Regions from separate parts of the Homo sapiens genome. Here regions 2 and 3 are each linked to region 1. Evidence: chromatin loops called from intact Hi-C (ENCODE). Cell type or tissue: B cell. All regions are shown on one strand. Links, peaks and the distances in the headings refer to the core of each region. The heading gives the core; the rest is flanking DNA.

Region 1 (6,802 bases), core at 1,576-5,575:
AAAATAACACAGCCACTATGGAAGACAATTTGACAGTTTTTTACAAAAATAAACATATTCTTACCCTGTGACCCTCCTTTTTGGTATTTACCCAAGGAAATTGAAAACTTATGTCCACTTAAAAATCTACACGCAAATGTTTATAGCAGCTTTATTCATAATTGCCAAAACTTGTAAGTAAGCAAGATGTCATTCAGTAGGTGAATGGATAAATAAACTGTGATACATTCAGACAATGGAATATTATTCAGTGCTAAAAAGAGAGGAGCTGTCAAGCCATGAAAATACATGGAAGAATCTTACATGCATATTACTAAGTGAAAGAAGCCAGTCTAAAAAGGCTACATACTGTACGATTCCAACTACATGACATTCTGGAAAAGGCAAAACTATGGAGACAGTAAAAAATATCAGTGGCTGTCAGGGGTTGTGGGGCAGATGAATAAAAGAATAACAGAGCATTTTTAGAACAGAAAAACACACTGTATAATACTATATTTGTGGATATTTGTCATTATTCATTTGTCTAAACTCCTATGGGTTAGAATAGAAAGTACATCCAAGAATAAACCTTAAACTATGGACTTTGGATGATAATGTGTCAATGTTGGTTCACTGCTTGTAACAAATGTACCACTCTAGTGGAGGATGTTCATAATGGGGGAGGCTATGGATGTGTATTTACTTATACATGGCTAGAGTATGAAGCTATACATGCATATATACCTAGGCATAGGTATATGGGAAATCTCTATACCTTCCTCTCAATTTTGCTGCAAGCCTACAACTGCTCTAAAAAAAGTCTTAAAAATGTGAATAGTTTAAATCACATCAATTTAAACAAACTGCAAGATATAAGAATGTAGGGAATTGTTTTTCTCCACACCTGGATCTAGTAAAAATGCAGACAGTACATTTCCAAAGCAAAATGATAAAATAATGGGAAATTTCAGAGAACAGGGCTTTCTTTAAAAGAAAAAAGTGGTATTTTCTGAAATAAACAGAGCAAGACCCTATATGCATTTTGCACATTGTCAAAAGGTCACCTCACACATTCTGGACAACAACACAGAGCTTTATATAACCCACTGGACCTTGCCCATATGAAGTACAGAAGAAAACTTTCCTGCTTAATCATGGAAACCTTGCATATTCTGTTTAGTTATTCTCACTGTCAAAAGAATCCCATCTTCATTCATTAAATCATTCCGCAAATACATATTAGCACATGTTGTTTGTTAGTTGTTTTTTTTTTAATTTTTTTGAGATGGAGTCTCGCTCTTGTTGCCCAGGCTGGGGGGCAATGGCATGATCTTGGCTCACTGCAACCTCCGCCTCCTGGGTTCAAGCGATTCTCCTGCCTTAGGCTCCTGAGTAGCTGGGATTAGAGGTGCCTGCCACCATGCCCAGCTAATTTTTGTATTTTTAGTAGAGACGGGGTTACACCATGTTGGCCAGGCTGGTCTCAAACTCCTGACCTCAGGTGATCCACCCGCCTCAGCCTCCCAAAGTGCTGGGATTACAGGCGCATGTTATGTGTTAAAGCTCTGTCCTCAATGCTAAAGCAAAGCCAATCATGGTTCTTACCCTAACGGAGCTTATGTTCTGGTAGGTAAAGTGGGCATTAAATAAATAGATTGATAAATAAGAAATGCATGTAACAAGTGCCACACAGGTTATTATACAAATCTAAAATTAGAAAACTTGGCTTCATCAGAGAGGCTGTGAAAGCCTTCCCTTTGTAAAAGCATGCTTGAGCTGATATTTCTAGGATGTGTGGCATTAAGCCTACAACTTGAAGAGCAAACACATATCTGGTTAGAAAGATGAACAAATGCAAAGGTCCTACATTGAGAGAGAAAGAGAAAATGAGTGAGGATGAGGGGCTAAAAAAAGACCAGGATGCCTGTGTCGCCATGAGATGAAGGCTACAACTCAAGAAAAGTTTAGAGAATAGCCATGGCCTTCAACCTACGTAGGAGAGGTCTCAAACACACACTGGCTTTCAACCGGCCGCATTTCTCTCCCTGTGGCAAGAAACTTCTGGAGCTAAAGAGATGATGCCTTCTCATGCTTCCCTCTTTCTAGAGTCCATGCTTCCCTCTTTCTAGAACATTCTCCAGGTACAAGATACACAGAATTCCTTCTTCAAAGTATCCCTACCCTGCTTCCAAAGCCTGAGTGACCCCTTTCTCAGCTCAATCCTCCTAAACATTGACCATCCTACTTGGTAGGTACCCTTGGGCCTGAGAAGTGATGAGCTGTGGGCAAATGTTGAATGGGTAAGTAGAATGTCTATTCATGATTAAGGCTTCTTTGGTAAGTTGTGGTGTGAAACTACAAGGATTCCAGGAATTCTTAAGGAAATCTGGCTCTCCAGATCATTGTGAAGTTATATTTGTCAAGATAGAAGGATGGAATATATCTTAACAGCTAGATTGATTTATTATTTTTAAATATTTAGGCATAGGGCATATGGGCCTCCATGTCTATTCTTACCCAGGGACCCACAAATGTGCAGGTTTGCTAAACAGGTAGGTTGCTGCTGAAGAACACAGAGCCTTGCAGTAAGTATTTCCCAAACTTTAACATACCTATGAATTACCTGGAGATCTTGTGAAAATGCAAGCACTGATATCTCCATTCTTAACAAGTTCCCCAGAGATGCCCATATTGCTTGTGTAGGGACCACACTTTAAGTAGCAAGGCTGTAGGGCATGTTAGGGAGTTTTATTTTTATCTAATTTTATCCAAACAGCCATTAGAAGTTCTTGAGGGATTTCAAGGGACAGATTTTCAGTTTGAAAAGAGTACAATAGTTGAGGTGTGAAGTATAGATTAAGTGCAGAGGAATATGCTGACAACACTGGGCAGGAGAGAAAGTAAACACATTTGGAGATATTTAGAGGGTAAGATCTGCAGGGCTCAGTGGATTGGATGCAGGAAGAAGTGGTATGACCTCAGGAAGTACAAAGTTCAAAGAAGTGAGTGGGTAAATATATAAATTAAATAATTCCTTCTCTGTCATTCTCTCAACTGAGGTTTCGGCATAGCAAGACTTGGGACAGTTTCAGTCGTGGATTATTTAAGAGAATTAAGAGGCTTTTTTCTGCCCCCCCGTAGATAGTCGGAAGCCATATTTAACCAAATTACATTTAACCTTCCTCTTCTTTTTCCTCAGAGAGCTAAAATAATAGAAGTGACAGCAGTTGTAATTATACCCATCTCAATTCACCTGCATTCCTTCTGCATGTAGTAAGGTCATCTGAGCAGTTTCTTCCTTTAATTAAGTGGTTGTGACCTTCACAAGTTCTTCTCAAAATGATTTCTCCAGTACCCAAGTGATTAAACATAGAACTCTGTTCCCCCTACTCTTGACAGCCTGAGAGCCCAAGCGTCCTACAGGAAAATGCTTTCTCCTTGGGGACTGGCTCTCGAGAGGCTTGCTTCCATACAGGCTGGGCTCTTGGAAATGTTTCCTGACTGCAGAGGGACTTTCACTCTGTTTGGTAAGTTGGAACAGGATTCAAGGTCCTGCTGAGCTAATCACTCAGCTGCACCAGCTGCAGAGGCACACTGTCCCGTGGGAGTCGGTGCCTCCAGGGAACTTACCGCTTTCTTCAGCAGAGGATGCCAACAATGGGTTTGCTGCTCCTCTAATTCCACCCCTATCCAGCCTTCTGCTGTGACTCACAAAAGGCAAAAGAAGCAATACTTGGAGGAGCCTCCAGCCTAAATTTAGGCAAGGTGTCTCAGTTCTCATAAATACCCAAGGAAAATTTTAAATTCAATGCGCAGCACTCTTAGCCTCGTGTATCACTTCTCATTTTCACACTGGGTAAGCTTGATTTGCATACATTTCAAGAGCATCTTTCTCTTTTTTTATCTTTATTTATTGTCCTGTCCTCGTCCTACTTGCTGCTTTGGAACTCTGTATCAAATATTTATATATCTTTATTTCCTAGCTGTAACCCACTTCATCATTCCCTTCCAGAGAGCTTTATACTTCACAAAACCTGCTTCCTCCCACAACCCCCAAGCACACCCACTTCCTTCTCCCCCTACAGCCACAGTACAAAACTGCCAGACTCAAGTTTAATTCAGGGGAGTCCTTGTTTCTCCCTCATTCTCTAATAACCTCAGAAGAAGGCATTTTTTGCTTCATCCTCAGCATCTGCTTTGCCTGGTGATGATGATTAATAGACAGGCCCAGGTGCCTGGTGCCCAAGGCGCCTAATTTAGTGTCGATCCTGCAGGGGCAGAGCATCAAGAATGACACAGGCCTGGTAATGCAGTAAGAATCTAGAGCCTGTGGCTGGCTGGAGAGCACATGTCCCACTGCTAGGGGACAGCCACTTCTCAGGTCCAGTTATTCCCACAGCTTTCAGTTTTTCACTGGACATTGAAATCCAATTTTAATGTGAAATCTCCAGATCTTCATCTTTTGGTTCAATTAAGAAAAAATCATAAAGTGCTCAAATAGCACATCAGCAAGCCAGCAGTTTATGTACTCTGGTTTGTAGTTGTCGTGGCACGAAGCAGTTCACAGACACATTCCCATTCAAAGGTATTTGGAAACACATTGTATGTGCTGTCCTGGCACTTTTTTTAAAAATTTTTTTAAGTTCTGGTGTACATGTGCCGGATGTCCAAGTTTGTCACACAGGTAAACGTGTGCCATGGTGGTTTGCTACACCTATCAACCCATCACCTAGGTATTAAGCCTAGCATGCATTAGCTCTTTTAGCTAGTGCTCTCCCTACCTCCCCAAACGGGCTCCAATGTTGTTTGTTCCCCTCCCTGTGTCCATGTGTTCTCATTGTTCAGCTCCCACTTTTAAGTGAGAAAATGCGGTGTTTGGTTTTCTGTTCCTGTGTTAGTTTGCTGAGGATAATGGCTTCCAGCTTCATCCATGTCCCTGCAAAGGACATGATCTCATTCCTTTTTATGGCTGTATAGTATTCCATGGTGTATATGTACCACATTTTCTTTATCCAGTCTATCATTGATGGACATTTGGGTAAGTTAGTTCAACCATTGTGGAAGTCAGTGTGGTGATTCCTCAAAGATTTGGAACCAGAAATACCATTTGACCCAACAATCCCATTACTGGTTATAATATGAATATAAATTACCCATTTATATTACCCAAAAGAATATAAATAATTCTCCTGGCACTTCTCACTCATAAGTGCTCTGGACATTAAAAGGGAGAGTAATTAAAAGATCCTAACCTGACTATAACTAGGCAAACTTGAGGCCTGTCTTTGCATCCAGCAACAACAATAATAAAACTCTGCCTTTTAAAACTTGAAGAATAATCGTTCTTTATTCTAGATTTCCTTAAAGGGGTAGCACAAGGGCATTACCAAGGTCATAGAATTCTTTTGAAAATTCATCTTTAGACATCTCTTTTTCTTCCCAGAGTTTCTCACTCTGCAGCTGCTAAGCATCATCCCATCTCTCTTGCTGCCTCAATGGTCCTATAACATTCATTCACCTCTTTTACATCCCTCTGCTCAGTACATGACTCTCCTATTTGGGGGAAAATACACTGCTTTTTTTTTCTCAAATACATAAGCCCTCCTGCCCTGGAATTGTAGCAAGAAAAACCATCCACCTAAAAGTAACAGTTATGCTCATTATCCTGGTATTCGGATATTTCCCCACATAACAATAGAATCTCTAAAGACTTTATCATCATCTTGCAATATTTGATCATCACTTGAAGTCCGACAGAGTATTGGCCGTGATCATGACCAATACCCAGGGAATCTTTCGGGACTTGAGCTCATTCTTAAAGCTAGTTTGCTAATAATTAGTTGTCTAATGATTAAGTTATCCAACATTTAATCCTTCTCTGAATCCTTTCCATTATCTATCTTTTTCTGAAATCTACTTGGCTTTTTAATAATTTTTAAGCACATTTGCCTAGGGCACTTCTGAATTATCTTTATATTTTAAATATCAAATTTCCACTCTTCTGTAAATCTGTCCTTGTGGTGTCTTTTGCTATTTTATGTCCATTTCAACACTTTAAGGACATTTAGCCAACTTGTCTGAAAACTTTTTATTTTTTATTAATTGATACTTTAGGGTCACAAAGGTTTGGATTCTAGACGATCTCCACATGAAGCAATACACTGTGGAACTTTCTACACTGCCAGGGGCACAGTGAGTACTCTGCTGTGATGGCCTCACCAATGTCTGTCCAGATAGCCCCTGGGGTCACAGGCATCTCTGAGGTTCTCTCTACAGAAAGGAATCTCTTCTCATTTAAAGAGGGTCCCCATCCTGTAACCTGAATCACCCAAAGTTCTCCCTGGGACCTTCTTGTCTGTTGTGGGTACCTTACTCCTACCTACCAAAATAGCCTAGTCCCTGACCCCCAGGATGCAAAACATCCATATTGATCATGGATTTCATTCCCACCTCAGTCATTTAGTAGCTGATGTCTTTGGATAAGAACCTAACCTCTCTGAACATCTGGTACATAGGTTGCACCACCCTTATTAAGAAGAATCACAATTACTCTCGTAAGTTTATGTAGGAATAGAAACAAATCTATGGATTGTCTGGATGCCTAGAAGGCATTCGATAAGGAAGGAGGAAGAGTGAAAGGAAGGGGGGGCATTTTATTTTCCTACAGACGACAACATCTGAGCAACAGAATAGGCAGAAAGATGCTGTCTAAGATTTAGAAAAAACTACATCATATCAACTGGGCCTTAGCTTTATTGAAAAATAAAAACAACAACCAACTATTCTTTGACTTCTTTGAAAATAGCCCCCCAGAAAAATC
Region 2 (6,802 bases), core at 1,552-5,551, 74 kb before region 1:
AAAGGGCCCCACTATATACTGTCTACAAGAAAATCACTTCATCTGTAAAGGTATACATAGACTGAAAGTGAGGAGATGGAAAAAAAAATATTCCACAAAAACAGAAACCAAATTTTTATTGATGCAATTTGCCTATCAGCTTAAGAATGTGCACAAGAATGAGCCATATATAGCCAGCTGGAATCCCTGAAAGAAGGCTGTACCTTGTATGCCTTCAGAATTTGAGGATTCCATTCCACTTTTTATTACTCTCTTGAGATAAAATCCTATAAACTCTGGCAGGGAATGTTGGGGGTTTGGACTAGTGTTTTAGATGATGGCACTACCTTAGTGGCTTTTAATTGGCCACCTCACATCCCTTATTTAGAATGTTTATCTTTGCTCTTAGAATATTTTCAGAAACAAGCAGGAAGAAAAATAAAAGACCCACATTATTTACAGATGTGCATAACCAAACCAAAATGAAACTAAAGTAAGAGTTCTCACAAAAATTTTAACCCAGGCATGCAGACCAAACAAAACGAGGCATTCAGAAAGAATCAGAGTCAGCAAGACAGCTGACTGGAGGCACCTGGCACTGGTCTCCCTCACAGGACAGGACCAAGGCAACAAATAAACAGCTAAGATGTGATTGAAGTGTTGAATGAAAGAGTGCTGGAGTGCAAAGGCAGATATAGAGAGGTACTTGTGGTGATTGCCCAGCATGGAGGCACCCTGCCTTTGCTGTCCCGTCTCTCTTGTCCAGATTGTCCCAGAGTCAGGAGGGACTTCCCTTGCAGAACAAAGGTAAGCAGAAGATTCCTACCAGCCCCCATTGTCACTGCAACACCTGCAGTCCTTGCTACAGAAGAATGCCCACAGTCTTCACCAGCCCTTAGCCCAATTTAGGGAGCCACCAGGAATTCACACAGCTATATTGCTCTAAATTAGAAGCATAAGGTGTGCACTCCCTATCTATCTCCCATCTACCCCCTTTGAGATAAACTGCTACAAGAGAGCACCACTGTGATACCAGAGCCACCTCTGGGATATACCCTGCTTGGAAGCCAATAGCCACTGCACCTCTCCAGCCCAGAGGGTCTATCTTCACTCTGCCAAGCCCACATGGGTAGCTGAATGCCACAACTCTGGCTACATAAAGCCTAGACCCCAAATTGGCTGTGACTCTGGTTCTATACAGCAGGGAAACCTACCCCCCCGCCCACCGCCTACACTTCCAGCTGGAGAAACAGTCTGGCAGTCCTGCTCAGGGTGAACCTGCCCTTGAGCTAGCCCACAAGCCACCACTGTCAGACATACCCCTAGGCTGAATGAGCAATGACACACCACACCCAGTGCCTGAGAAACAGCCTTGGGGGCCCATTCCTGGAGGACATGCCCTCAGGCCTGCCCAGTGGCCCTGTGCCCACTCCTAGGGCCTAAAAAACAGCCCAATGGACATGCCCACAGGTCAGCCAGGTAGTCACATACCCACCTGCATGGCTTGAGAAAGAGCCCTGTGGGCCCACTCCTGACAGACATGCCCCCAGGCTGGTGGAGAAGCTATGTGCTACACTCTGGGCCAGGGAACAGTCCAGCGGTCCCATCCCAGGCAGACACACCTCCAAGCCAGTGAGGCAGCCCTCTGACACAGTAACAACCCCAAGGCTCCAACTTCAGCAAGCCAGATCCCAAGTTGTCCAACCCGCTGTGTGCATGCACAGATCCCTGACTTGAGAAATAACTCAGCAAGCCCATCACCAGCAAAGTCATGCCACCACCACCAAAAAAACTTTAGCAGCCTAGGTCACCAAGACACTTGCAAAGATTACTGTCATATCATGGATTATAGCTGAAGAAACTACATGAAGACGACACTAGTATACCCAACTAGAACCAAAACCATGCATCCACTCACCTGATACCACCTATCCATATGAATAAATATCTCCCTACAAAACCTATTCCATCTAATTGGAAGAAGTGACTGTTTTATTGGACACATAGAAATCAGTGTAGGAACACATCAAATATGAAAAAGCAAGGAAATGTGACACCTCCAAGGGAATACAATAACTCTTCAATAACAGATCCCAATCATAAGAAAATATGCAAAATGCCAGAATAAGAATTCAAAATAATAATCTTAAGAAAGTTCAATGAGATACAAGAGAATATAAATAGACAATTTAACAAAATCAGAAAAACAATTCATGATTTGATTGAGAAATTCAGCAGATATCATTAACAAAAGAACCAAAAAAACCCTACAGCTAAAGAATTCTATCAATGAAATAAATACATTAAAGAGCTTCAACAATAGACTAGATAAAGCAAAAAATAATAACTTTTGAACTTGAAGACAGGTCTTTTGAAATAACTTAGGCAAACTAAATAAATAAAAGAGAATAAAGAAAGCCTACAGGATTTATAGAACACAATTAAGTGAACCATTTTTTGCATTATGGGAGTCATAGAGAAGAGAACAAAAAGATAAAAAAACATTTAGTAAGATAATAGCTGAAAATTACTCAAGTATTGGGAGAGCGATGGACATCCAGATCCAGGAAGCTCAAAGGTCCTTAAATAAATTCAAACCAAACAGGTCCTCTGTGAGGCACACTATAATCAAATTGTTAAAGGTCAAAAACAAAGAATACTAAAAACAACAAGAAAAACGTGTCAAGTCACATATAAGTGAATCTCTATTAAACTAAGAACAACATTTTCAGCAGAAATTTTACATGTCAGAAGAAAATGGAATGGTATAGTCAAAGTACTGAAAGAAAAAATAAGTCAGCCAATAATAAATCCAGCAAATATATCCATCAGAAATGAAGGAGAAATACAATCTTTTACAGACATACAAGCAAAAACTCAGGAAATTAATCACCACTAGACCAGTCTTACTAGAAGTTCTTCTCCCTTTAGAAATGCTCAAGAGAGTCTTATATTCAGAAATAAAAAAAAATAACACTATCATGAAAACATGTAAAATTATAAAACTCACTGGTAGAGTCACAAAAGAGAAAGAAAAAGGAAGCAAAACTTACCACTACAGAAAACCACCAAGCTATAAAAATAAATAGTAAAAAAGGAAGTAAGGAACAAAGGATACTCAAAACAACCAGGAAAAAGTTAATAAAATGACAGGAGTAAGTCCTCACCTATCAATAATAACTTTGAAGGGAAATTGATTAAATTCCCCAATTAAAAATATAGATTGGCTGAATGGATTTAAAAAAGGGCCCAACTATATACTGTCTACAAGAAAATCACTTCATCTGTAAAGGCATACATAGACTGAAAGTGAAGAGATGGAAAAAAAACATTGCACACAAACAGAAACAAAAAATGAGCAGAGTGGCAATATTTATATCAGATAAAACAGACTTTAAGTCAAAAGCTGTAAAAAAAAAAAGACAAAGAAATGCAACATGTAATAATGAAGGAATCAATTGAGCAAGAACATACAATTGTAAATATATATGCATCCCAAGGCAGAGCACCCAGATATATTAAGGAAATATTATTAGGACCAAAGGGAGAGATAAACACAACAAGTAATAGGTGGAGACTTCAACACTCCACTCTTAGCATGGACAGATCATCTAGACAGAAATCTGTAAACATTGGACGTAATCTACATCATAGACCAAATAGACCTAATAGACATGTACAGAACATTTCACTCAACAGCTGCAGAATACACATTCTTTTCATTAGCACATGGAAGATTCTTCAGGACTGACCATGTGTTAGGACACAAAACAAGCCTCAAAAAATTTTAAAAGTTAAAATCACATCAAGTAGCTTATCTGATCACAATAGAATAAAACTAGAAATCAATAACAAGAGAAACATTCAGAACTATAGAAATACATGAAAATCAAACAACTTGCTTCCAAATCACCACTGTGTAAAGTAAGAAATTAGAAGAAAATTTAAATTTTTTTTGAAGTAAATGAAACTAGAAACACAACGTACCAAAACCTATGGGACCCAGCAAAAAATAGTATTCAGGGGTGAGTTTATGGCAAAAAAAGAGAAAACTTACATCAAAAAAGAAATGATTTCAAACAAGCTAATGATGCATCTCAAGGAACTAGAAAAGCAACAACAAATCAAACTCAAAATAAGTAGAAGGTAAGAAATCATCAAGATCAGAAGAGAAATAAGCAAAATTGAGATTTAAAAAATCAGTGAAACAAAATTTGTTTTCTGAAAAGATTAGCAGAATCAACAAACCATTAACTAGACTAAGAAAAGAGACCCAAATAAACAAAATCAGGAATGAAAAAGAAGACATCAAAACAAGTACTACAGAAATACAAAGGATCACTAAAGACTATTATGAACAACTATATTTCAAAAACAGGAAAAATATAGGGGAAATGAATAAATTCCTGGATACATACAACCTACAAAGATTGAACCAAAAAGATATAGAAAACCCGAATATACCAATAACAATTATGAGATTAAATCAGTAATAAAAAATTTCCCAACAAAGAAGTCTAGGACTGAATGGCTTCACTGTTAAATTCTGCCAAACTTTTAAAGAAGAATTAATACCAATTATTTTCAAACTATTCCAAAAAATTAAAGAGGAGATTATTTTTAATTCATCCATGAGGCCAGCATAGCCCTGATACCAAAACCAGACATGGACCCAACAAAAAAAGAAAACTGCAGACCAATATCATTGAGGAATATAGAAGCAAAAATCCTCATCAAAATACTAGCAATCCAAATCCAACAAAACACTAGAAAAATAATACACCATGATCAAGTGAGATTTATTCCAGTGATGTATGCCTAGCTCAACATATAAAAATCAATAAATGTGATATATCACATAAACAAAAAGAAAGACAAAAACCATACAATCATCTCAATAGATCAGAAAAAGCATTTGATAAAATTCAACATTACTTTGTGATTAAAAACTCTCAATAAACTAGGCATAAAAGGAAAGTATCGCAATAAATTAAAACCCATATCTGATTAAACCCACAGCTAACATCAAACCAAACAGAGAGAAACTGAAAGCGTTTCTTCTAAGAACTGAAACAAGACTGGCTATTTTCCCCACTCTTATTTAATATAGTACTTGAAGTCCTAGACAGAGCAATTAGGCAAGAGAAAGAAATAAAGGACATCCAAATTTAAAATGAGGAAGCCAAATTGTCTTTGTTTGCAGATCACATGATCTTACATATAGAAAAACCTAAAAACTCTATGAAAAAAACTCTTAGAACTGTGAAACAAATTTAGGAAAGTAGCAAGATACAAAATCAAATGTAAAAATGAGTAGTGTTTCTGTACATGTACAACAAACTACTGAAAAAGAAATAAAAAAGATAATCCCATTTATAATAGCAAAAATAAAATAACATTCTAGGAATAAATTTAACCAAGGGGATGAAAGACCTCTACAAGGAAAAACTATAAAACATTGATAAAAGAAATTGAAGAAAATACAAATGGAAAGACATTCCATGCTTGTAGATCAGAAATATTAATATTTTTAAAATGACCATGCTGTCCAAAGCCATACACAGATTCAATGCAATCCCCAATAAAATACCATTGACATTCTTCACAGAAATTGAAAAAAAAATACTAAAATTCATATGGAACCACAGAAGACCCTGAATGGCCAAAGTCATCCTAAGCAAAAAGAACAAAGCTAGAGGCATGATAGTGTCAGCCTTCAAAATATGCTACAAAAGTATAGTAACCAAAACAGCATTGTTCTGGCATAAAGACAGATGCATAGACCAATAGAACAGAATACAGAACCCAAAAATTAATCCATATATCTACAGCCAACTAGTTTTGGCAAAAGCACCAAGAACATTCATTAGAGAAAGGACACTCTCTTCAATACATGGTGCTGGGAAAACTGTATATTCATATGTGGAAGAATAAAACTAGACTCCTATTTCTCACCCAATGTAAAAATCAACTCAAAATTGATTGAAGGCCTAAATGTATGACCTGAAACTATAAAAATACCACAAGAAAAGATTCGAGAAATGCTTCAGGACATTGGTCTAGGGAAAGATTTTATGAATAAGACTGCAAATGCACAGTCAACAGAAGCAAAAACAAATGAGATTATATTAAACAAAAAATCTTCTGTACAGCAAAGGAAACAATCAACAAAGTGAAAAGACAACCTATTGAATGGGAGAAAATATTTCCAAAGTATTCACCTAACAGGAGATTAATATTCAGAATATAAAAGGAACCCAAACATCTCCACAGCAAAAACCACACAAACAATCCAATTTAAAAATGGGCAAATGATCTGGACAGACATTGCCAAAAGAAGACATACAAATGGCCAACAAACATATGAAATAATTCTCAACATCATTGTTTTAACAAATGATTAAAGGAAACTTTTATACACCATTGGTGGTAGTGTAAACACACAGATTTTATGAGAACAGTATGGAGGTTCCTCAAAAAACTACAAATACAACTCTCGTATGACCCAGCAATCCCACTATAGGGCATTTATCCAAAAGAATGGAAATCAGTACATTGAGGAGACATCTACACCCCCATGTTTATTGCAGCACTATTCACAATAACCAGGATATAAACACAACCTAGGTATCCAAAAACAGATAAATGAATGCATAAAATGTGGTATATTTACACAATGGAATACTATTCAGTCATAAAAAAGAATGAAATCCTGTTATGCACAGCAACACAGAGATAGAACTGGAGAATATTATGTTAAGTGAAATAAGGCAGGAACAGAAGGTCAAACACTGCCTATTTTCATTCACATGTAGAAGCTGAA
Region 3 (6,802 bases), core at 1,857-5,856, 89 kb before region 1:
GGGCTTTTCAGCCTCTGTTGCAACCACTCAACTCTGCCATTGTTCAGCCATAGATAACACTAGTGGATGTGGCTTAGGCAATGCATGTATTTATAAAAATAGTTTGCAGCCCCTACGCTAGGCCCTTGTTATCCAAAGTGTGGTCCTTGGACTGGCAGCAACAACATTTCATGGGAGCTTGTTAGAAATAACTAAGCTCCAAACCCACCCCAGAACTCTCCTGAGTCAGTCTGTTTTTAACAAGGTGCCAAGATGACCACAGCACATTGAGGTCAGAGAAGCAGCCATAAGGTGAGTGACACTGAGAGGTGACCAGCTGTGGGAACCCCAGAGAGCTTGGCTGTCTTGGAGCACCAATTCCTTTGTCTATAAAACTATCCTTAGTACTCCGGGTGGTCCATGTATTTAAGGGGTATTTTACCTGTATAAGGACTTTGAAAGGTACAAAGTACTGCAGGAATGTGAATTGTTGATAATGGCAGCAAAGGCCCTGGCTTCTCACCAGTGAGGGAACTGTCCCTTAAGCAGGTGCTCCGTCATCACTCAGGACAAGGCTGGGAAGGCCTGGCCAGCACAGGCTCTCATCTCAGAGGCCAAGACACTTAAAGGCCAGTCTCTGCCAAGCCCACCATTCACAGCCTCACAACTGCAGAGCCCAGGGGCAATGATTGTGAGTTTAAAGAACTCAGCCTTGGAAAAGGCTGGTGAGGCTGAATGCCACCAACCTGATTTAGTCACTCTAACATGTGGCTTCTATCCCCACCCCATGCAGGGAGGTGGCCTGCTAGCTATCGCATCCCAGTGCATGGCACAGGATCAGAGCTCAAAAATTATTACTGAGTAAATAGACACAGAGGATCAGATGCTGAATGTTTGGTGGCATCAGTCTTTAGGTCCGGAGTATCTGTAATTGACTAGTGACCTTCATATATCAGCATGCAGAAGGGGCCGGAGGTTTTTATTTGTTCCAAATGAAGTGTCTCTAGTTCCTTTGTTGTACAAAACTCTGACAAATGACAACAGAAGCTCTTTTCTTTTTTTTAATCTGTTGCTAGGGGCAGATGGCCTGAGGGTCTGTGTCCTGGCCCATAAGGGTTAATGGGACTTCCAAAGGCGCTTCAAGTACATTGTGTTTTCCTGAAAGCCTGGGCTGAGGCATTGAGAAGGAAGGTAATGAACTGAGGAGCTCTCTCCAAGTGCCCGTCTGCAGGTCAGCTGGGACTAGCCTGTTGTCAGAGGATGTTTGCCATGTCCTAGAAAAATGCTCTCCCTGCAAAGTCCTGCCAGTGATTAGAGCATGAAGGAAGTGTGTACACACCGCTTCATAAACCCTTGCACCTGCCTCTGAGGTGTCTCTGTGGAATGCAGTTTTGACACATCTTGTGTAGTGGACTTGGAGAGAAGGCACGAGGGGACATTACAAAGCACTTGAGGTCTGGGATGATGCCCTGGACCCTGGACATCCGCAGCCAGAGGAGCTAATGTGGTATAGAGAACTATTCCTCAAATCTATTGTGCAGATGCTTCACCTGGGAATCCTATTAGACTCCAGTCCCCGAGGCTGGGCTGAGAGTCTGCATCGCTAATAAGCACCAGGTGCTGCTGCTCTGTGGCTCACCCTTGGAGTAGCCCAGGCATAGACTTGTCATTACAATATCTGGACTAGTTCTCTTCCTCAGACTTCCCCCAAAACATAGGGTGTAGCAGGTGTATCTTCCAAAGATATCTCTGTCCTCACAATGTGACTTTGACTCTCCTCCCATTGCAAGGTAGGGCCTGCATGCCCTCTTTTTAAATTAGGCTGGGCTTCCAATACCAAGAAGTAATACTGTGACTTCTAAGGGTAAGTCATAAAACGTGAGGCAGTTTCCTCATGGTTCTCTTGGGACCCAGCCACCATATTGGGAGGAAGCCCAAGCATCATCCGTGGAGAGGCCATGGGGGCCATTTGCCCCTTGGCCCTGCAGAGCTCTCAGCTGACAGCCAGCGTCAACCTACCAGCCACATAAGTGAGCTGTATGTCTAAAAACTCCCCAGATCCATCTTGGAAGGGGATTCTCTGTCTCCCATCAGGTTGCACCAACTGAAAGTATATGGAGTAGCAATGTACCCACTGATCCCTGCCCAAATGGCAGGTTTATGAGCAAAAGAAATGATCCTTATTCCTTTTAACCTCAAAGTTTGGGGGTATTTTTAAATGCAACCATAGTGTTTAAAACATAGCTTTAACTACTCCCTGGGTCTTCTTTTCACTCTGTATTTTCTTTTTGTACAATCTGACCACTCCCACTATTTAAATTATTATCTGCTTGGACCCCCCACCCCGTCAAGCTACAGAGCTGTATATCTAATTGCCCACCAGATATTCCCAATATACACAAATCTTTCTCACCTCCTCCATCCTCTTCCCCCCTCCACTCCCAAACACCTTCCTCCAAGTTTATTTGGTGCTGCCATCAATTTGGTTAATTAAGCCAACATTTCCTGACCCCAACTCCATCAGGTTGGTATTGCCATCAGATTGACACTCTGGTTTCTGTTCATCGCATTGCCTTCTCATGGATGTTCACTACCTGGGCTTATACACTCACTGTCTCCATCCTGAGATGTTCCAATTATTCCTGGGTGCATCTATCATTTCTTAGACACACAGTCACTATCCTCCAGGCTATTACCTCAGTGACCTTAGCTCTCCCATTCACTGACTCCCTGTTGTTTTGAGAATGAAGTCTAAGAATTGCATGGAATACCTCTCCTTCGTGGCTTGGTTCTAGCCTATTGATCATATCTAGTGCCCAGCAGTAACTGCCTTGCTCTGAGTTGATGCCTTCGCAGTCTCAAGCTTCATAGTCCCCTAGATGCACCCTGCCCATTCATCTGTGTATATCTTTGTACATATTTTCTCTGGCTAAAATTGTGCTTCTCATGAGTCCTCCCATTTGACTTGTCCTTCTAAACCCAACTCAGACACCACCTTGACCATGAAGCCCTTTCTAACCCTGGGTCCTCTCTCTCGTTATGTCTGTACACAGTTCTGTTGTTTGCCCATATTTTACTGCAGCTCGTCTATTTACTTGACTCTCTTTGCTTCTAGACTAGTGCTTCTCAGACCAATAGTATCAGCATTATCTTGGAAATCTGTACACCGTTCTGCTGTTTGCCCCCATTTTACTGCAGCTCACCTATTTACTTGCCTCTCTTTGCTTCTAGACTAGTGCTTCTCAGACCAACATCATCAACATCATCTGGGAAATTTTTAGAAAAGCAAACTCCCAGGCCCTGCCTCAGACCTACTGAATCAGATGTTCTGGGGTTGGGGCCCAATAACATGTGTTTTGACAAGCTCTCCAGGAAAGTCTGGTGCACACTGAGATATCAGAACCACTATCCTGGATCAGTTGGATGGAAATTAGAATCACCTGGCAAGTTTTCAAAAATCCCACTCCAACTAAGCTGGAGTTGCTGGGTTTGGGACCCAGGTCTCAGTATTTTTAAAGCTCCCAGTAAATTCCAATGTGTAATCACGGTTGAGAACCTTGCTGTTAGATCGTTTCTTCTGAAAGTGTAATCTCCAGACCAGCAGCTTAAATAAGCATCAGCTGAGAACTTGTTAGACCCACAGACTTGCAGATTCCATCCCAGCCATACTGAATTAGAACCTGCGCTTTAACAAGATTCCCAGGTGATTTGACTGCCTGTTGACATTTGAGAAGCATAGTCTTGTACACCTCTGTATACCAGCCCCTAGCAAAGAGCTTGGAACATAACAGCCGCTTGATAAATTCTAGAGAAATTTTAATAACAATGTCTATTCTGATTCTCATGGTCTTGAAGAATAAGATGGAAACTTATGGTAACGTGCTTTGTAAACAGCTTTATAAATATGAGGTACTAATATTAACTGATATATGAATTCATTATGTCACTCATTCCAAATATTCAATGAATGCCTACTATTTGACAAGTATGGTTTTAGACACAGAAGATATTGTAGTAAACAGGAAAGGTCAAGACTTCAAAGTCTAGTGGGAAAGACAGATGTTAAACACTTAATTACATCACTAGTTAAAAATATACTTTTGATGAATGCCACAAAAGGGAAGTAAGCCATGTTGTGAGCACACATTGCAACCACCTCCCTGTGTCTCAGTTGAGGAGTTTTACTTCTCTGAGCTCCCTACAAGGTGCAGTGGGAATATACCAGGGAAAATCAATGATTCAAGTCAAGAGACTTAGAAAGATTTGGATATAAGACTTTGACCAAGTAAGGTTTCTTTCAAAGCAGAGTCTGAGACAAGGATGTGGGTACAGATAGCTTATGTGTGAGGAGATCTCATGAAACAGAAATGGGTGAAAGGAAAAAATGGAACCCAATAAAGGGAACATTAGTGAGAGGCTGGGGGTCAATACTATTGGGGACCCTTGGGGAAACTGGGTAAGACATACTTCATACTTCAGAGTCATCCCATGTGATGTCCAGGAAGTAGAAGCGCATTTATCCAATGACTTCAATTCCTCATTGATTGAGGGTTCCCAGGGGACATGAACTCTCCTAAACATCCAAATTATATTTCTGAGTAGCTGAGCTACCTCACTGAAATGTGGTTCTTTTTTAAAAAAGTAATTTCAACTTTTATTTTAGGTAGGGGGTACATATGCTTGTTTGTTACCTGGGTATATTGTGTGTTGCTGAGGTTTGTGATATGATTGAACCCTTCACCCAGGTACTGAGCATAGCACACAATAGTTAGTTTTCTAACCCTTGCCCTCCCCACCTCTTCCTGCTCTTGTAGTCCCCAGTATCTATTGTTGCCATCTTTATGTCCATGAATCCCAGTGTTTAGCCCCCACTTATAAGTGAAAACATGTTATATTTTGTTTTCTGTTCCTGCATTAATTTGCGTAGGATAATGGCCTCCAGATGCATCCATGTTGCTGCAAAGGACAGGATTTCATTCTTTTTAATGGCTGCATAGTATTCCATGGTATATATGTACCACATTTTCATTATCTAATCCACTGTTGCTGGTGTCTTTTTGGGAGAATGATTTATTTTATTTTGGATATATATCTAGTAATGGGATTGCTGGGTAGAATACTAATTCTGTCTTAAACTCTTTGAGAAATCTCCAAACTGCTTTCCACAGTGTCTGAACTAACTTACCTTCTGCCAACAGTGTATAAACATTCCCTTTTCTCTGCAGCTTCACCAGCATCTGTTGTTTTCTGACTTTTTAATAGCCATTCTGACTGGTGTGAGATGGTATCTCACTATGGTTTTGACTTACATTTCTCTAATGATTAGTGATGTTGGGTTTTTTTTTCATATGCTTATGGACACTTATTTGTTTTATTTTGAGAAGTGTTCATTCATGTAATTTTTAATGGGGTTATTTGTTTTTCACCTGCTCAATTCCCTATAGATACTGCATATTAGACCTTTGTGAGATGCACAGTTGGTGAATATTTTCTCTCATTCTGTAGGTTGTCTGTTTACTCTGTTGATAGTTTCTTTTGCCATGCAGAAGCTCTTTATCTTAATTAGGTCCCACTTGTCAGTTTTTGTTTTTGTTGCAGTTGGTTTTGGGGACTTAGTCATAAATTCTTTCCCAAGGCTGATGTTCAGAATGGTGTTTCCCAGGTTTTCTACTAGTATTCCTATAGTTTAAGGTCTTAAATTTAAATCTTTATTCCATCTTGAGTTAATTTTTGTATGTGGCAAAAGGTAGGTGTGCAGTTTTATTCTTCTGCATGTGGCTAGCCAGTTGTCCCGACACCATTTATTGAATATCTCCATTGGTTATTATCATTTTCATTGACTTTGTTAAAGATCAGATGGCTGTAAGTGTGCAGCTTTATTTCTGGGTTCTCTATTCTGTTCCACTGGTCTATGTGTCTGTTTTTGTACCAGTACCATGCTATTTTGGTTACTGTAGCCTTGTGGTATAGTTTGAAGTCAGATAATGTGATGCCTCTGGCTTTGTTCTTTTTGCTTAGGATTGCATTGGCTATTCAGGCTCTTTCTTGGTTCCACATGAATGTTAGAAAGTTCTTTATAGTTCTGTGAAAAATGACATCGGTAGTTTGATGGGAATAGCATTAAATCTGTAGATTGCTTTGGGCAGTGTGCTCATTTTAATTCTATTGATTCTTCCAATCCATGAGCATGGAATACTTTTCCATTTGTTTGTGTTAACTATAATTTCTTTTAGCAGGGTTTTGTGGTTCTTCTTGTAGAGATCTTTCACCTCCTTGGTTAGATATATTCCTAGGTGTGTATGTATGTATGTATGTATATATGTATGTATGTATGTATGTATAGGCAGCTATTGTAAATAGAGTTGTGTTCTTGATTTGGCTCTCAGCTTGAATATTATTGGTATATAGAAATGCTACTGACTTTTGTACATTGATTTTGTATCCTGAAATTTTACTGAAGTCGTTTATTAGTTCCAGGAGACTTCTGGTGGAGTCTTTAGGGTTTTCTAGGTATAGAATCATATAGACTGCGAAGAGAGATCATTTGGCTTCTTTTTTTTCCTATTTGGATGCCCTTTCTTTCTCTTACTTGATTGCTCTGGCTAAGACTTTCAGAAAAGTGGTTCTCAAACTGTGATTGCCAGACCACCACCAGCAGCCACAGCATCCCCTGGGAACTTGTTAGAAATGCAGTCTTGGGTTTCATCTAAGACCTACTGATTCAGAATACCTGAGGGTGGAGCCCAGCAATCTGTATTTTTAAAAGCTTTCCATTGAATTCTGATGTCCACTGAATTTTGAGAATCATTTCAACTTAAGTTTT

Evidence for each region. A loop is a pair of places that touch in the nucleus more often than their neighbours do. Peaks named below come from ENCODE experiments on the same cell type or tissue, not always from the same donor. Only the 100,000 strongest peaks of a DNase experiment are listed, where the experiment ranks them.
Region 2: a loop joins it to region 1, with 2.8 times the contacts of the local background. A loop is called at or near these places in 1 of 110 quality-filtered maps.
Region 3: a loop joins it to region 1, with 8 times the contacts of the local background. A loop is called at or near these places in 1 of 110 quality-filtered maps.

What each region holds. Positions count from the first base shown.
Region 1 is chr20:16,155,031-16,161,832 of GRCh38, forward strand. No RefSeq gene overlaps it. Among named protein-coding and RNA genes, the nearest start is that of KIF16B, 420 kb to the right of the region's middle. In B cell, for the core only: a CTCF peak has its summit at 4,070; a DNase peak (open chromatin) is centred at 3,721; H3K4me3 peaks cover 1,298 bases; H3K27ac peaks cover 2,957 bases.
Region 2 is chr20:16,080,816-16,087,617 of GRCh38, forward strand. No RefSeq gene overlaps it. Among named protein-coding and RNA genes, the nearest start is that of KIF16B, 490 kb to the right of the region's middle. In B cell, for the core only: no CTCF peak of the experiment used is centred there; a DNase peak (open chromatin) is centred at 3,076; H3K4me3 peaks cover 2,439 bases; H3K27ac peaks cover 1,830 bases.
Region 3 is chr20:16,065,489-16,072,290 of GRCh38, forward strand. No RefSeq gene overlaps it. Among named protein-coding and RNA genes, the nearest start is that of KIF16B, 500 kb to the right of the region's middle. In B cell, for the core only: no CTCF peak of the experiment used is centred there; a DNase peak (open chromatin) is centred at 4,173; H3K27ac peaks cover 1,654 bases.